Regions from separate parts of the Homo sapiens genome. Here region 2 is linked to region 1. Evidence: chromatin contacts called from ENCODE Hi-C or POLR2A ChIA-PET data. All regions are on one chromosome and are shown on one strand. The core of a region is the stretch at or near the end of the contact, and the rest is flanking DNA. Distances in the headings are between cores, read along the strand shown.

Region 1 (7,713 bases), core at 1,433-3,932:
AAATTTACTAGCATATAATCAGGATTTATAATGCCCTAATTAAAAAAAAATTTCTAACGTATAGTCTTGATTTAATGTGAATTTTTCTGTCTTTTGTGTTGCTGCATGTACTTAGCTTATTTTTACTTTTGCTCTTCATTTTGTTTTTTGTCTTTTCTAATTTTGGTTTGATATTGATTATTTTCTCTTTTTCTAAATTATTTTAGATAGATTTTTAATTGTTTTGATTTTTTCTTTAAGAGGCCTGAGTTTTCTTAAGATGGCTGCCTTGGCCAGGCACAGTGGCTCACACCTGTAGTCCCAGCACTTTGGGAGGCTGGGGGCGGGTGGGGATGCCAATCACTTGAGGTCAGGAGTTCGAGACCAGCCTGGCCAACATGGTAAAACCCCATCTCTATCAAAAACATAAAAAATTAACCGGGTGTGGTGGCGCGTGCCTGTAATCCCAGCTCCTTGGGAGGCTGAAGCAGGAGAATCGCTTGAACCTGGGAGGTGGAGGTTGCAGTGAGACGAGACCGTGCCACTGCACTCCAGCCTGGGTGACAGAGCGAGAGACTCTGTCTCCAAAAAAAAAAAAAAAAAAAAGATGGCTGCCTGACTTTTAAAAGTCACCTAGTTGAAAAACTATGCTTTTGTGTATATGTGTATGCCCGTTCCTGCCGTTGTGAGCAGATTCTTTTGTGTATCGCCTTCTAATCTCCAAACTCAATAAATGATTTCAGTACATGTAACTATTCAAATAATAATATCAGGAAGCACAAACAAGAGACACTGGAAAGGAGACCATGACTAGAAGAGAGAAGTTGCTACTTGTTGAGATTTTGTGCCTGCAGAAGCATAACGACTAGAAAGCTCGATGCCAAATGAAGGGGCAAGTGTGGGCTGTTGGTCCATGAGGCGTAACACTGAATTCAAAGTCAAGGGCATGTATGTGGGCCTGGCCAGGAGCGAGTAGGTTCTAAGGGGGCAGCTGTTGTGGAGGTACTCATTCATCATGGTCAGGAGGAAGAAATTGGTTTTGTACAGACAGGCAAGGATTTGACAACAGAGTTTACATACAGAGAAGGCAACAGATAGGTATCATTTCCAGGGAAGCAGGCAAAGCCCAGTGTCCACAGATAGCAGGGAACAGGTGGGTCAGATAGTCCCAAGATGATCTGGGATAACAGTGCCAATAATGGTGGCTACTATTACTGATACAGCAGTTTTATAACTTCTCATTTTATAGTTGAGGAAATAGACTCATCCAGGTTTTAAATAACTTATCCAGCCAGGTTGACATAGCCAGTAAGCGATGAAGCTATGATTCTCACTAGTCTGTCTAACTCCAAAGTCTGTGATCTTTCTACTCTACCATATTGCCTGATATCTAGCATGCATGGACTCATTCACACATGATTCAAACAGCTGACACAACAGGGTTATGGCTGCCGAACCTATGACAGAGTTTGTCTTTTTTTAGATCTGGTTTTACCATATTTGGTGTGTGTTAACAAGAATGGGCAGGTATATGTTGGCATGTGAAGTGAGACACAGGGCCTCCCAAATTCTTGTCACTGAGATGATGATAATTTTAATGCTCCTCTGCCTAGTTCTCTGCACCCATGTAAGTTATGGAGCAGAGTGAGGGCTGAGATAGAGTCTGTCTTTCCAAGCTGTGAATTACAGGGCCTCACCTGTGGTTGTCCTATCCCCAGTCCATGTGGGGAACCTGCAGACCTCCTAACATGCCCCATATAGTAAGCCATACAGTTGTGTTGATTTTTATCTCACCCTCTTAGAATTTCTACTGTTTGTGCATGTTTTATGATGTTCATAATGTATTAGTACATAGGTTCATCTATATAGCTTATAAATAAATACATATAAACATATTGATAGGAAGCTCACACATTTTTTTATTGCTCTAAGGCAATAGACCCCAAACCTGGATGGGCAGTTCAATCCCCTTGTAAGTTAAAAAATCATATTTCCTTGACTTACCCACACTTACTGAATCATAATCCCCAGGGCAGGGTTCAGGAATGTGTGTTTTTTAACAAATGCTAGAACTTGAACCACTGCAGTAGCTCTCTGTAGTTGCTAGAAAAAAATCTTGGTATCAATTGTTGTAAATAAACCATTGGAAACAAGATAACTCCTATAGTGTTTTGAAGGCTATTTATGAATTGGCTGACTTGTTTATTCGTCATCCCCTGCTGAAAGGTAGGCTCTAAGAGGAGGGCCATTATCTAGCTTGTTCACCAGTTGTTCCTAGAATAGTGCCTGACACGTAGAAGTGCACAGTGAATATTTTTTGAATAAATAAATGAATAATGAAACGCTTTTTCACTGTGCTTGGGTAATACATGTCCCTTTTTCCCTCAATACCAGAGAAAGAATTGGTTTCAGCTGTGCCGTTGTAAATTTGAATGATCTGATAAAAATCCTTGGTTACTCCACTGAACCGACTGCAATTTTTTTAATGTCTAAAACATACTTATTCTCATATTTTGTTACATTTTAATACCATTTAAGAGTAGTAGAATTTGGAAGGTGACATAGAGATCCACTTTTATTTCATTTTCATTTCAAGCCCCTGTGTCTTTAAGGAAAGGGCTAAGCTACAACTTGGTCATTCTCCAGATCCAAGAGGAAATGGATTGGAGCAGTTGTGCCTTTGTAGAGCAGATGTTTTGGTTGGAAAGGCTATCAGCCATCTGACTCATAATAAATTCTCAATTCCAGTAAATTCCCAGTTTTCAGTTACAGTAGGTAGGATGCAGGAAAACAGTGTCTTCCACTTTGGGGTCTTTGAACTTATTTCACATGTTACCACTGTTCCTTGTGCATTACAATGTGCGAACAGACAAAATACTAGGGGAGGTTAGAGCAATTCCAGGAATAGACTCAGTCAGTTGGTGTTTTTGAGAGAGACCATTGGAGGTAAACCAAAGCCACTGCCCTCTCTGACACAGTACTAACCACAAGAAACATAACTGCATTGAGTTTTCTTATAAGTTCCTATGTTAAAATAATGATTTTATATAGGAATCATGTAATAAAATAATGATTTTACAAACTGAATTATGTCAGTTTGAGTAATCTATAAACGGCCTATAGTTTTTTGTTTTGTTTTATGAGGAGGGTTTCCTTTATCCTTTTCATAAAATGCTGAAAGTAATTATATGGTCCTGATGTGATATCTTTCATTTTAGAGTATTTGTTTTTTGGGAAAATTTACTCAATACTTGAACTTATTGAGTAAAAAAAAAAAAAAATTTACTCAGTAAGCTTCTCAAAGTTCTAGTAAGGCCTTATAGCCAGTGTTCCAGATGGATGAAGCAGAATTATGAAAGTGATATTCAACGTGTCCTACTTTGTATTGTGAGCTGAGTTGAGAGAATTCATTATTTACTTAGTATTTTTGTTTTGTTTTGTTTTGTTTTGTTTTTTAGACAGGTTCTTGATCCTGGCTCAGGCTGGAGTACAGTGGTGTGATCACATATCACTAGAGCCACAATCTCCTGGGTTCAATTGATCCTGCCATCTTAGCCTAGTAGCTGACACTATAGACACATGCCACCATGCTCGGCTAATTTTTGTATTTTTTGTGGAGATGGGGTTTTGCCATGTTGCCCAGGCTGGCCTCGAACTCCAGGGTTCAATCCATCCTCCCATCTCAGCCTCCCAAAGTGTTGGGATGACAGGCGTGAGCCACTGCACCTGGCATAAAGTGGTGTCTTATTATCCCCACTCTGTTTTTATCGAGGAGTCAGTTTCTTTTCAACCATCACTGAAGTGGGAAGAATAGTGTACTCCTCACAGAGATGAAAAGGTCCCATTGTTTCTCCAGAGAGCAACAGTCCCATTTCTGCTCTTTATGAGAGCTTCTTAGGTGATCTCTTCTACCAAGTGAGACATTAGAAATTTGGGAGTCAGCAGTTTAGTTGTCCAGAACTCCTAATAGTTCCTAGGTTGGCCTTTGGCTTTTCTTATCCAACATCAAATTATTCACAGATCGTACTGTTTATCTTTATACTCCTCCTATGTCATTTTTTCTTTCCAGTTTTAGCTAAGTGGTTATCATAAACTCAATAAACTCATTTTTTTAACCCTTATATTCTGAGGCACATTTGTAAATCTTTAGAATTGCTAATTAATTCAAGATGGATTAAAGACTTAAATGTTAGACCTAAAACCATAAAAACCCTGGAAGAAAACCTAGGCAATACCATTCAGGACATAGGCATGGGCAAGGACTTCATGACTAAAACACCAAAAGCAATGGCAACAAAAGCCAAAATTGACAAATGGGATCTAATTAAACTGAAGAGCTTCTGCACAGCAAAAGAAACTACCATCAGAGTGAACAGGCAACCTACAGAATGGGAGAAAATTTTTGCAATCTACTCTTTTGACAAAGGGCTAATATCCAGAATCTACAAAGAACTCAAATTTACAAGAAAAAAACAAACAACCCCATCAAAAAGTGGGCGAAGGATATGAACAGACACTTCTCAAAAGAAGACATTTATGCAGCCAAAAAACACATGAAAAAATGCTCACCATCACTGGCCATCAGAGAAATGTAAATCAAAACCACAATGAGATACCATCTCACGCCAGTTAGAATGGTGATCATTAAAAAGTCAGGAAACAACAGGTGCTGGAGAGGATGTGGAGAAATAGGAACACTTTTACACTGTTGGTGGGACTGTAAACTAGTTCAACCATTGTGGAAGACAGTGTGGCGATTCCTTAGGGATCTAGAACTAGAAATACCATTTGACCCAGCCATCCCATTACTGGGTATATACCCAAAGGATTATAAATCATGCTGCTATAAAGACACATGCACACGTATGTTTATTGTGGCACTATTCACAATAGCAAAGACTTGGAACCAACCCAAATGTCCATCAATGATAGACTGGATTAAGAAAATTTGGCACTTATACACCATGGAATACTGTGCAGCCATAAAAAATGATGAGTTCATGTCCTTTGTAGGGACATGGATGAAGCTGGAAACCGTCCTTCTCAGCAAACTATCACAAGGACAAAAAACCAAACACTGCATGTTCTCACTCATAGGTGGGAATTGAACAATGAGAACACTTGGACACAGGAAGGGGAACATCACACATCGGGGCCTGTTGTGGGGTGGGGGGATGGGGGAGGGATAGCATTAGGGGATATACCTAATGTAAATGACGAGTTAATGGGTGCAGCACACCAACATGGCACATGTATACATATGTAACAAACCTGCACATTGTGCGCATGTACCCTAGAACTTAAAGTATAATAAAACATAATAATAATAAAGTAAATTCAGTTTGTGATGTCAAAAAAAAAAGTATTGCTTTAGCATCTCTTCAATGAGGAAAAAGGTAGATTAAATAATGTCCCTGGACTTACCCACTGATGAAAACTAGTATGTGAGAGAGTCCTAGTAAGAGGGAAGAGGCAGAAGATACTGACTGTGGTATGAAGAAGAGAAGGCAGAAATACTTCTCTGAGAACTTGCCTCATTCATCTTTGTCTCTCCCACAATGAAGAGCGTGGTGCCATGGACCTAGGGAGCTACTGGATTGCAGTGGGAAAAGCACAGGCCATGAGTTGAAAAACTTAAGTTTTTTTTCTAGTGCTCTGTTTACTAGAGGAAGATCCTGAACATTTTGCTTAATCTCCTTGAGAAAAGTTCAAATCTTCAAAATAGAAATAATAACAGTATTTATCTTCAAGCGTTGTTGGCGATGTATGTTAAGGTACGATGCATAGCACCCAGACAGAAATAAGCCTTATTAAGCAATTTCAGTAAGAAGCATTGCTGACTTAGGTTTGACTACTTTGGGCCTCAAATCTTGACTCCAGGATCCAGTGGAGATTATTCCAGGTAGACTTCTTTGACCAAGCATGGTGAGATTCTTTAATTTGGGAAAAATAGTTATATTTGGGGGAATTATACATAATTTATCATGCAACTTAGTATAAATATGTACCATAAAACTTGAAAGCATGTGCAATGGGTTTCTAATTTAAAATTCCAGCTCCTGTCTTTTTTTTTTTTTGGTCCTCTTTTAATTCTTTCCTTTAAAAGAAAATTTCAAACGATCTCAAATTTATAATAGAAATGTAAGAACAATAAAAGCACTTTTAAAAAACCATTTGAGACTAAGTTGCTGGTGTGATGGCCTTCACCTCCAAATACTTTAGTATGTATTTCTTAGAAATAAAGGCATTCTCTTACATATTAATAATTGCAATATGGTAAAAAAAAAATCAGGAAATTAACATGGCATACTACTACCATCCAATTCTAAGATCCCATTCAAATTTCACTTATATTGTCCCAATGATTTCTTTGTAGCAGAAGAATTCAGTTTAGTTTTAAATCATTTATCATCATTGTTATTTTTTGTAAGAGATGAGGTGTTGCTGTAGCCCAGGCTGGTCTTGAACTCCTGAGCTCAAGCGCTCCTCCCACCTCAGCCTCCCCTGGCATGACCTACCATGCCTGGTTCAGAATTCAGTTTAGAATCATGTGTGATTTTAGTTGTTTCACTAGTGTGTAATAGTTCCTCAGTTTGTCCTTGACATTTACAACATTTTTGAAGATTATAGGCCAGTTATGTTATATAATTTCTCTCAATTTGGATTTGTCTGATGTTCACTCATGATTAGATCCATTTATGCATCTGTGGCAGGAATATCACAGAGGTGATGTTATATATTTTCATGCCTTCTCTCAAGTGGCAGAGGATATCTGTTTGACTCATTACTGTTGATGTGTTCACACTGATCACTTTAAAGGCAGTGTCTGTTGGGGTTTCCACTGTAAAGTTACTTTTTTCCCCTTTGTCATTGGTATTTTGGGAAGGTCCTTTGAAACCACCCAAATATCCTATTTTTTATCAAGCTTTCAATTTATTTAGCATGGACTCATTAATTTCTAGTTCATTTAATGGATTATAGTCAGTTACTGTCATTATTTTGATGCTCAATATTACTTCTGTATATCTACCCAAATATGTTAAACAACCATTTTCATACTGATACCTCCAATTCCAATTCAACACACTGGGTTCATTCTGTTTTTCTCTTTATGCATATTTGTAACTTCCTTCTCTGAAAGTGATAAATCTAGTTCACATTATCCTTAATATGTTACTGTAACATAATATATAGGTTACACACATATATATTATATCCATCCCCCTTTATGTAACCAACTTGCTACTGTTGCTCCTGCCCCCTCCCTTGGGTGTGCACTCCCTTCACTCTGCCTGGGCTCTGACACCCTGCACCAAGTTGCTTCTCTATGTGAACATCTTTCTTCCTCTCCTCTGGACCACTCTAGAGCTCCCTCTTCCACCATGCATTCAACCCTTGTCCTTCTTGAATCCAGCCTTCCAAAGCTCGTAGAATACTGTAAAACAGTCTGATTATGTCATTACTCACTTTGTAATCCCTTTCCACATTGCCCTTAAAATAAAACAAGTTCCTTAACTAAAATGCATTAAGGCTGTTTACGCTCTGGCCCTTAAATGTGTTCAGCTTTGTCTTTCACCCTTCTCACCAGTATCCAGTATTTCATCCTTCCTGAACAGTCCCTTGAATGTACCATGTGCCCTTCTACTTCAGTGACTTTCCGTGTGCTGTCATCTCTTCCATCCACCCCCTTATCCTTTTTACTCCCTTGGATCATTTGGATTCCTTCCAACTAGG
Region 2 (7,713 bases), core at 2,953-5,452, 35 kb after region 1:
TTTTGAGAACTGACTGTGCTAAGCTCTCATTTATTTTCTGTGTTTTATACTATCTTGTCAACTTTGAGCTATCCAAGCATTGATTATCGATTCAGACTTGGAGAGTTCTTTCAGGAGTCATGGGAAAAGCATCCCATGTGGACCCGCCCAAAGCCAACGTCAAACTCTTGCCCTAGCTGAGGCTTGTACTCCTTTTGGTTTCTGCTATGGCTCTTTCTAGGAAGTCCCAAGCCCCATGCAGTGCATTTGACAGGGAGAGGCTCAGGAGAGACCAATAGCCCCATCCACACTGGGTAAAAATTACCAAGAGAAGGCTTGCATTCCCACCATCTCCTCCATGGGCATAGAGAGATATCGTGGGCCTGGGAGGAACCCCATTCCAGTCTGACTGTTCCTCTGTCCCAGCTTGTCCATGCAGGAGGCAAAGATATTATACTCACGTTAACTACTCCCAGCAATTGGAAAAGAAAAGGGCTACTTTTGGGTCTTGTCATCATATGTAGGAAAAAATATTGATTTGTTGTACCCTAAAAAGACTACAAATTAGACAATCCTGACAAAAGAGAACATCAGTCAGATTCATTGGTAGAAGACTCTGAGATGTGTTCTAATTTGATGAAGCTCTGAAATGTGATCCCACTTCTGAAGTCTGTTTGCCCAGGGTCGTGGAATAGTTGTCTGGTGTCCCTGGCAGCCCTGCCGCACGTGGCTGCACGCCCTTACGATGCTTAGATGCATATTGTTTACCGGTCTCCCACTGCGCATTTCTATGACTTGCAGAGTAAATGCTTCTGAGAAGAACTTTGTGTTCTTGCACAAGGGACATTTATGAAATAAACATATTTCTGGCCCTATACATTTGTCTTCCAAGGAACCAAAACCAATCCGTTGAATTAGACACGAGTAAGTTCTGTTAATTAAAAAAAAAAAAAAGTCAATGGTGAGTTATGCAAAAAAAAAAAAAAAAAGCTAGTAGTCAATGATGCAAATTAGATTTTGGTTGAATATTAGAAAAGGGGAAAAAATAGTTTCTAAACCAGTTGCTTTTTTTTCCCCTGGCAGAAAAGCTGTGAGTTTTAAGGTTACATCATCAGAGCTGGCGTGAAACATGCTCTACCTTTCCCTCTTCCCCAGACTGTTGGCAGTTGTTGTAGTGAACCCAAAGGTTAAATGGGCATGAGAGTCTGCATAGCACTCTTCCACGAAAGGTGTGGGCCCTTTTCTTGGCTTGAGCCACTTTGTGGGAGTGGTTTAAAGACAACCAGCTTCCTCATTCCCTGTGCTGTTCCCACTCTGTGCATAAAAAGAGGACTTCAGCCCTGAGGCAGACCAGGTGGCATCTTTCACAAGTACAGAATTTGTTTTTAGAACTTTTTGTTAAGTTACATCTGCCTTGGAAATGAGTACTCAAAACTTCCCAGCCCACGAACGCTCACTATTATTGAGGCCTGTGTACCTGCAATATGCATGTTTGTTCTTTCAGGCAACAGAAACCCAATGAGAATCAACCACATGTGAGGCCCTTTGCTAGGTGCTTCAGAGGCTGTCAGCATAAATGAAATGTGGCTCATCTCCTTAATTTCCTCAAAGTAAGAGGGATCAGAACAAATATGGCAAGTTGTGACTTGTGGATTAATAGAAAAGGCATATTAATACATGGCATCAGAAGCCCCCTGTTCCTTCACTTATTGGCTGGCAATCTTGGCTTAAGTTAACGTTTTTGAGCTTCATTTCATCTTCTGTGAAGAGGAATAAATCTAAGTTTCAGTTTCATCTACTCCAAGTGGGGAGGTAGATGAGAAAGGCCCTACTGTAGTGCTTGGCCCATGGTTGATGCTTAGTTAGTGCTCCTTGAGAAAATACTTATTAAGTGCTATAAGAGTTCAAGAGAGTGGGAGATCACATTTCCATTTGACTTGGTGGAGAAGGAGCTTTGGAAGATTATGGAAAGCCTGGCTTTTCTAGAGATTAAATATGCAATACTGTAACAATAACAGATATGTATTTGTTCAGTACTTTAAAATATTCAAACTGCTTTTCACTTTACCATCCCATCTGATCCTCATGATAGTATGTCTATCATGTGTTTTATAATATAGCTTTTTTCTTCCATAACTTGGAGTTTTTAGATCCTTCCTTGTCTCCTTCACTGCTACTCCTTCCTTTTTTCAACCCATTAAATTATGCTAAATTGTGCTTCCTGTGATAACATCCCTAGACACTTTTGTGGCATTGCCTGTTTGTGGATGACACCCAGATCCCCATTTCTAATCTCAGCATTTCTCCCTGCTTACAGATCTGCTTCTCTAACCACTAGATAGACATGTCTATCTGTGTGTTCAGTTGACACCTCAAATTTAAAGGGCCTGAAACTAAACTCATCATTCCCCCAATAAGCTAATGTTTCTTCTTTACAGCCTGTTTTTATTCATGACACTCTTGTCTTCTTGGTGCCCAGGTGGTACATCTTAAAGGCATTGACCATACCTCATGCCCCTATTAGCCAGCCAGTTGTTTTGGACTAAAAACCCACTCTCCACAATGTCTCTGAGTCTTGTCATGCCTACTATCATTACCTAGTTCAGTCTTCCAGTTGCCATGGGTCCTGAGGGGCTCTTAACTTCTAGTTCCTTCCTATTTCAGTTTATCCATGTGGAACTGTCACTGTCCTTTGAAGTAAATTCCAGTCCTGTAATGTCCTTGCTGAGAAGCTTCAATGCCTCTCTGTTGCCAAGCGAAGTAAATGCACAGCTCTCCATCTGGCATTCAGATTCCGTGTTACAGTCCTGTTCACTTTTCCACCCTAGGCTGGACTCTACGTGTATCCTGTTGTCCAGCCAAGCAGAATTTTGTGATTTCCCGAACACATCTTGTATTTTTTTCACTTCCATACCTTGCTCAGGCTGCTCCTTAGACCAGAACATTGAGTTTATTTACCTCCCCCACAGGGTCCGTTAAAGTCCTGCCCATGTTCTTAGATCTTCTCAATCATCACCTCCTCCATGGAACATTTCCTGACCGCCACTGCCTGCCTCCACAATGGCACCACACTTTTTCCCTGTGTTTATGCCTCCTTTGTCATATTGCCTCCCTGGACTCTAAACTCTTTAAGGCCTGGGCCTCTTTTCCATCAGTTGAGGGCTGGTGAGCCACAGCCCCTCTGGCCAGGCTGGCCCTAGCCAGGCCCCTGCCCAAGCTCAACCACAGTCTCCATTGACAGGTCTGGCTGGAGAGGCAGAAAGCTGTGACACTATGTGCATGTTAAGGCGGTGGGCTTTCACAGTCATTTCTTATTGCTGTGCCTTGTGGCTAGCCAGGAGGATACTTTCCTTTATGGTCGCCTGTTCATGTTTCTGAGAGGTGGAGCCCTGTTTCATAAGAGCGGTTTATCAACTGAATCCTGGAGGTGGAATATGACTTTGATCTTCTGTGACCTATGTGACCTAATATAGTCCTGTTGGCGTCTCCAGCCTCCCCTCCCCTGCCTTTACCCCACAGCGTGCCTGGCAGCAAACATGGTCTCTTGGAATATTTGGATAGCCTGGGATCTACAAGGGCTGGGATAAAGTGAAACTTGGCTAAAGGACCTAGGGAAAGGGTGAGGGGAACTGAAAATTAAAATAATACTACTTAAAATTATGAATGAGTAAGGATATTACATTCGGATAAATTGGATCAAATACGTTTTTTAAAAGCAATAAGCAAGTTAAATATATTGGTATATGTGATTTTATTTACCACCAAATTTGATATCTTAACAGAATGGAAAATTTTTATTTTAGATGCTTAAAATATTTTTAAAACAATGAGAAAAATTGTATAACTAACAGGTATAGATTTTAAAGAAAAAAATTCTTGCCTTGAAAAAAAATCCGTATCAGTCTTCTCAAAAAAGAGACCTTCCAGATCTCTTAGGCTGATTTTGTGTCAGGATTTAAGTAATAGAACGTAATAGTAAACATGGTTTAATTTAGCCTTACTCATGTTTTCTCGAGTCACTGAGATAATCCTATAATAAATATTGTGCTCCTGGAGAGTTTTTTTCTTTAGTCCTTTGATAAATAGATGGTCCTGAGTATGCTAAGACAGCCAGCTCTCAGGAGAAGATATGTATTTGATTTTGGTAGAGAGAGCTGTCTTATCCTCTAGGGACTTGAGATGTTCGTTTTACTAGTCTGGGAGCAGGGCCAAAAGGGTTCTTCATGACTTAGAATGGAATTCTGAAAAGTAAGTTCAGCAAGTTTTCATTAGTGAGTTTGGCCTTTTGTCTTGCCTGTGCCTCCCAAAAGATCAAGAGCTCAGCCTTTGCTTTGAAATATTACAAAAAAGAACCAGAACAGAATTTAGTTGGGGGAGAAAATCAATCAGCCCCAAAATATCATATTTTTGGAAACATTCTGGTGTAGAACTCCCACCTCCCTAGCCACTTAAGTTAGTGATATCTCAGTGTTTTTATCTAGCTTCCTTTTTAGGCAGAAAATACACATTTAGAAAGAAGATGTATATAAATCTGTGATAATTCAAATCTCACTGGTACATGTTTCTTAAACTTGTTTGACCCTTAAGTTCTGTCTTAAATTTATTTTGAGTCTTGGGGAAGTTCTATGCCTTATTTCTCTTAAATGCTATACTCCTCTCTACAGCATAATAATTAGTCTAAAGCTATAAGATATACTATATCTTAATTTAAAAAATCAGGCCTAGCACCTTTCTGCAAAACATCTCAAGGGTTTTGTGCAGATTTTTTTTCTGCCGTGAAGATGAGAAATTCATGATTTCCAGTTTAACACTATTTCTTAACAGCAAAGCTTTTCACACCGATCATTACTGTTTTATGCAGTTGCTGTTCATTTATATTTATTCACAAGTAGGAAAACATTCCTCAGTGGAAGGTCTGAGATGCAAAGTGCTAGTTAACAAAAACATTGAGCAAAGAAATCAGAAAGTAGATGGGAAAATGCCCCCAGGATGTCCCAGAACTGATGGAAGATATCAACCCTCAGATTGAGAAAGTCCGGTGAATCTCAAACAGGCCAAATAAAAAGAAATTGACACCTAGACATATCGTAAGGAAACTGTACAACACCAGAGATTAACAGTAACCAAAGTTGACACAGTATGTTTAAAGGAATAGCAGATTGACACAGACCTCTTTGAAAATCTAATGAGAGCCATAGACTTCACCCTAGAAAAATATATATGCATAAAAAGTTTAAATATAGTTTGGAGAGTAACGCACCTTCCCCTAAAGCAATTCCTAAACCTCATTTAAGGATCTATATTCTATAGTTCAGTTCTGCATTTTTAATGTCTTCTATATTGTCTCATGCTAGAATAGTCATTATATCTTCATATGTAATATTTAAAGTGTGAATTATCATCTAACACTTCCTGTCTTCCTGTCCCCCAAATCTATACTTCTCCCATGTTCTTTATTTTCATTAATGGCTTTACCCTCCTTCTAATGACCCTAGCCATGAAACCCAGGCATCCTATTTTTGACCTCTTGCTATTGCTTCCCATATCTAATCAATTGCCAGTTCATTTTGCTTGTGTGTCGTCTCTCATGTTCATCTCCTCACCCTTGCCCCAGCCTGTTTCAAGCCTCTAAGTATCTTATTCTTTGCTAGATTAATCTCAATAAAACAGAGCTTGATCCCTGTCACTTCCTTGGTACAACAGCCTTTATGCCTCTTTACAGGACAGACCATGCAGGAAAACTGCATATGACATTGTTCTCTCTGAGAAGCCTCAGTGCCCACCACACTCACAGCCTGCTGTGGACCATGTGCCCCAGATACCCAAGCCATAGGTAGTGGGACCAGGGATAGGTACTCCTGGGAATTATTCTTAATTTGGAGGAAGTGTAACTATGTTTAAACATTTTTTTTCAGCTGGGCGCAATGGCTCACGTCTATAATCCCAGCACTCTAGGAGTCCGAGGCAGGGGGATCACTAGCTGGGAGGCTGAGGCAGGAGAATCGCTTGAACGGAGAGGTGGAGGTTGCAGTAAGCCAAGAACGCACCATTGCACTCCAGCCTGGGCGACAAGAGTGAAACTCCGTCTCAAAAAAAAAAAAAAAAAAAAAAAAGAAAAAGAAAAAAAAGAGGTGGAGACCATCCTGGCCAACATGGTGAAACCCTGCCTCTACTAAAAATGCAAAGATTAGCTGGGTTTGGTGGCATGCGCTTCTAGTCCCAGCTGCTTGGGAGGCTGAGGCAGGAGAATTGCTTGAACCTGGGAGATGGAGGTTGCAGTGAGCTTAGATTGCACCACTGCACTCCAGCCTGGTGACAGAGTGAGACTCCATCTCAAAAAAAATGAGTAAATAAAAAATAAAAAAAATTTATTCAACACCTCTTAGTGTTTTGTTGCAGGAGGACTCTAGGTTATCCAGTTAGCCATATTGCTAGATGTCTTTCTGTATTGTGTCTTGATGATTCCAGTTTTCTACAAGGATTGACTGGGATTGCAGATGTGCTCTGAATGACATACTAGAGATATTCTAGCTGTGTAGCTGTTGAAATGCTTTCCTGTTTGTCTTCACTTCTTGTGGTTTTATATTAAACTTCTATCCTTTGTGATGACTTATCTGAGCTACTAGCATCTCTAAACAGGACTGGTAACTGGTCTCCCTGCATCTCCTTTTTCCCCACTTCAGTCTAGTTGCCACATTACAGACAGAGTAGTCTTCTGAAAACACAAATCTGATCTATCATTCTCTTGCTTAAAAACAGAGTTTATTACTTTTCCTTGTAATAAACAGAGTTTATTACTTTTCCTCGTAAATGATCACTCATCAGCTTTATCCAACTCAATGCTTTTCCTGCATCTCTCAGGCATATTTCTTTTTTTTCTACCTATATCTCTTCCATCTTCAAGTTCTAGCATTTATTTCTTTGTACTATCTTGAAGTCTGAACTCTAAGTCTCTAATTCCTCCTATCCTGTTGTTTCAGTGACTTTCCCCTTCAATCCTTTATGTCAGACACTTGATGGAAGTAGAAACCAATGTATAAAAAAGGTAGCTTAAGGTTATAAAACAGATGGTCATCAACACTGTGAGACCATTATTCCAATATCTTCCAAGTATGAGGACCTTTTATTAATGTCAAAACCTTTTATATGGGCATAGGAGAAGCGCTTGACTACAAAGAGGCAGGACAAGGCAATTTTTTTAGAATGGTGGAATTATTCTCTGTTGTCACGGTGAATATACAACTCTACATATTTGTCAAAACCCATAGAACTGTATATCACAAAGAGTAAATTTTACTATGGGTAAAAAATAAATTTCAAAAGCATTTCATAGATCCCTAGGGATAGAAGTAATACTTTTAGCATTTCATATTAATAAATGAATTCAAAATGCCTTTTAAATATACTTGTATTTTTTAATCACAACAGTATAAGTATATATTTGAAAGACAAATACATATATACATGTATATATGCACATATTGTATATGTGCTGTAAGTATATGTGCATACATACACACCTAACACGTGTGTATAAAAGATATATGTAGCTATGTGTGTGTATATATACATATGTATACATATGCATTGTCTTAGCTTGTCCTGCCATAGCAAAATACCATAGACTGGATGGCTTAAATGGTAGAAGTTTATTTCTCACAATGTGGTTGCTAAAACATTCCAGATCAAGGTGCTAATAAATTTGGTGTCTGGTGATGACCCTTTTCCTAGCTT

What was found. A loop is a pair of places that touch in the nucleus more often than their neighbours do. ChIA-PET counts read pairs that join two places held with the same protein, here RNA polymerase II (POLR2A). Pooled maps may share reads with other maps.
Region 2: a map of heart left ventricle shows a loop between it and region 1 (1.8-fold over the local background). The contact joins two enhancer-like sites. A Hi-C loop is called at or near these places in 4 of 168 maps with a recorded cell type or tissue (heart left ventricle, heart right ventricle, prostate gland and 1 more), 1 of 37 single-sample maps with no recorded cell type and 2 of 50 pooled maps. POLR2A ChIA-PET finds 5 or more read pairs at or near these places in 4 of 52 experiments (H1, MCF 10A, activated CD4-positive, alpha-beta T cell and 1 more).

Annotation. Positions count from the first base shown.
Region 1 is chr2:28,099,898-28,107,610 of GRCh38, forward strand. All of the region lies in intron 6 of BABAM2 (BRISC and BRCA1 A complex member 2), which reads left to right. Among named protein-coding and RNA genes, the nearest start is that of MIR4263, 110 kb to the left of the region's middle. Within about 2 kb of position 2,683, at least 2 of the 41 ENCODE cell types and tissues checked have a DNase peak (open chromatin) inside an H3K27ac peak, as active enhancers do.
Region 2 is chr2:28,133,254-28,140,966 of GRCh38, forward strand. The region is part of intron 7 of BABAM2 (BRISC and BRCA1 A complex member 2); the gene reads left to right. Among named protein-coding and RNA genes, the nearest start is that of MIR4263, 140 kb to the left of the region's middle. RefSeq lists a silencer at 2,136-2,336. Within about 2 kb of position 4,203, at least 5 of the 41 ENCODE cell types and tissues checked have a DNase peak (open chromatin) inside an H3K27ac peak, as active enhancers do.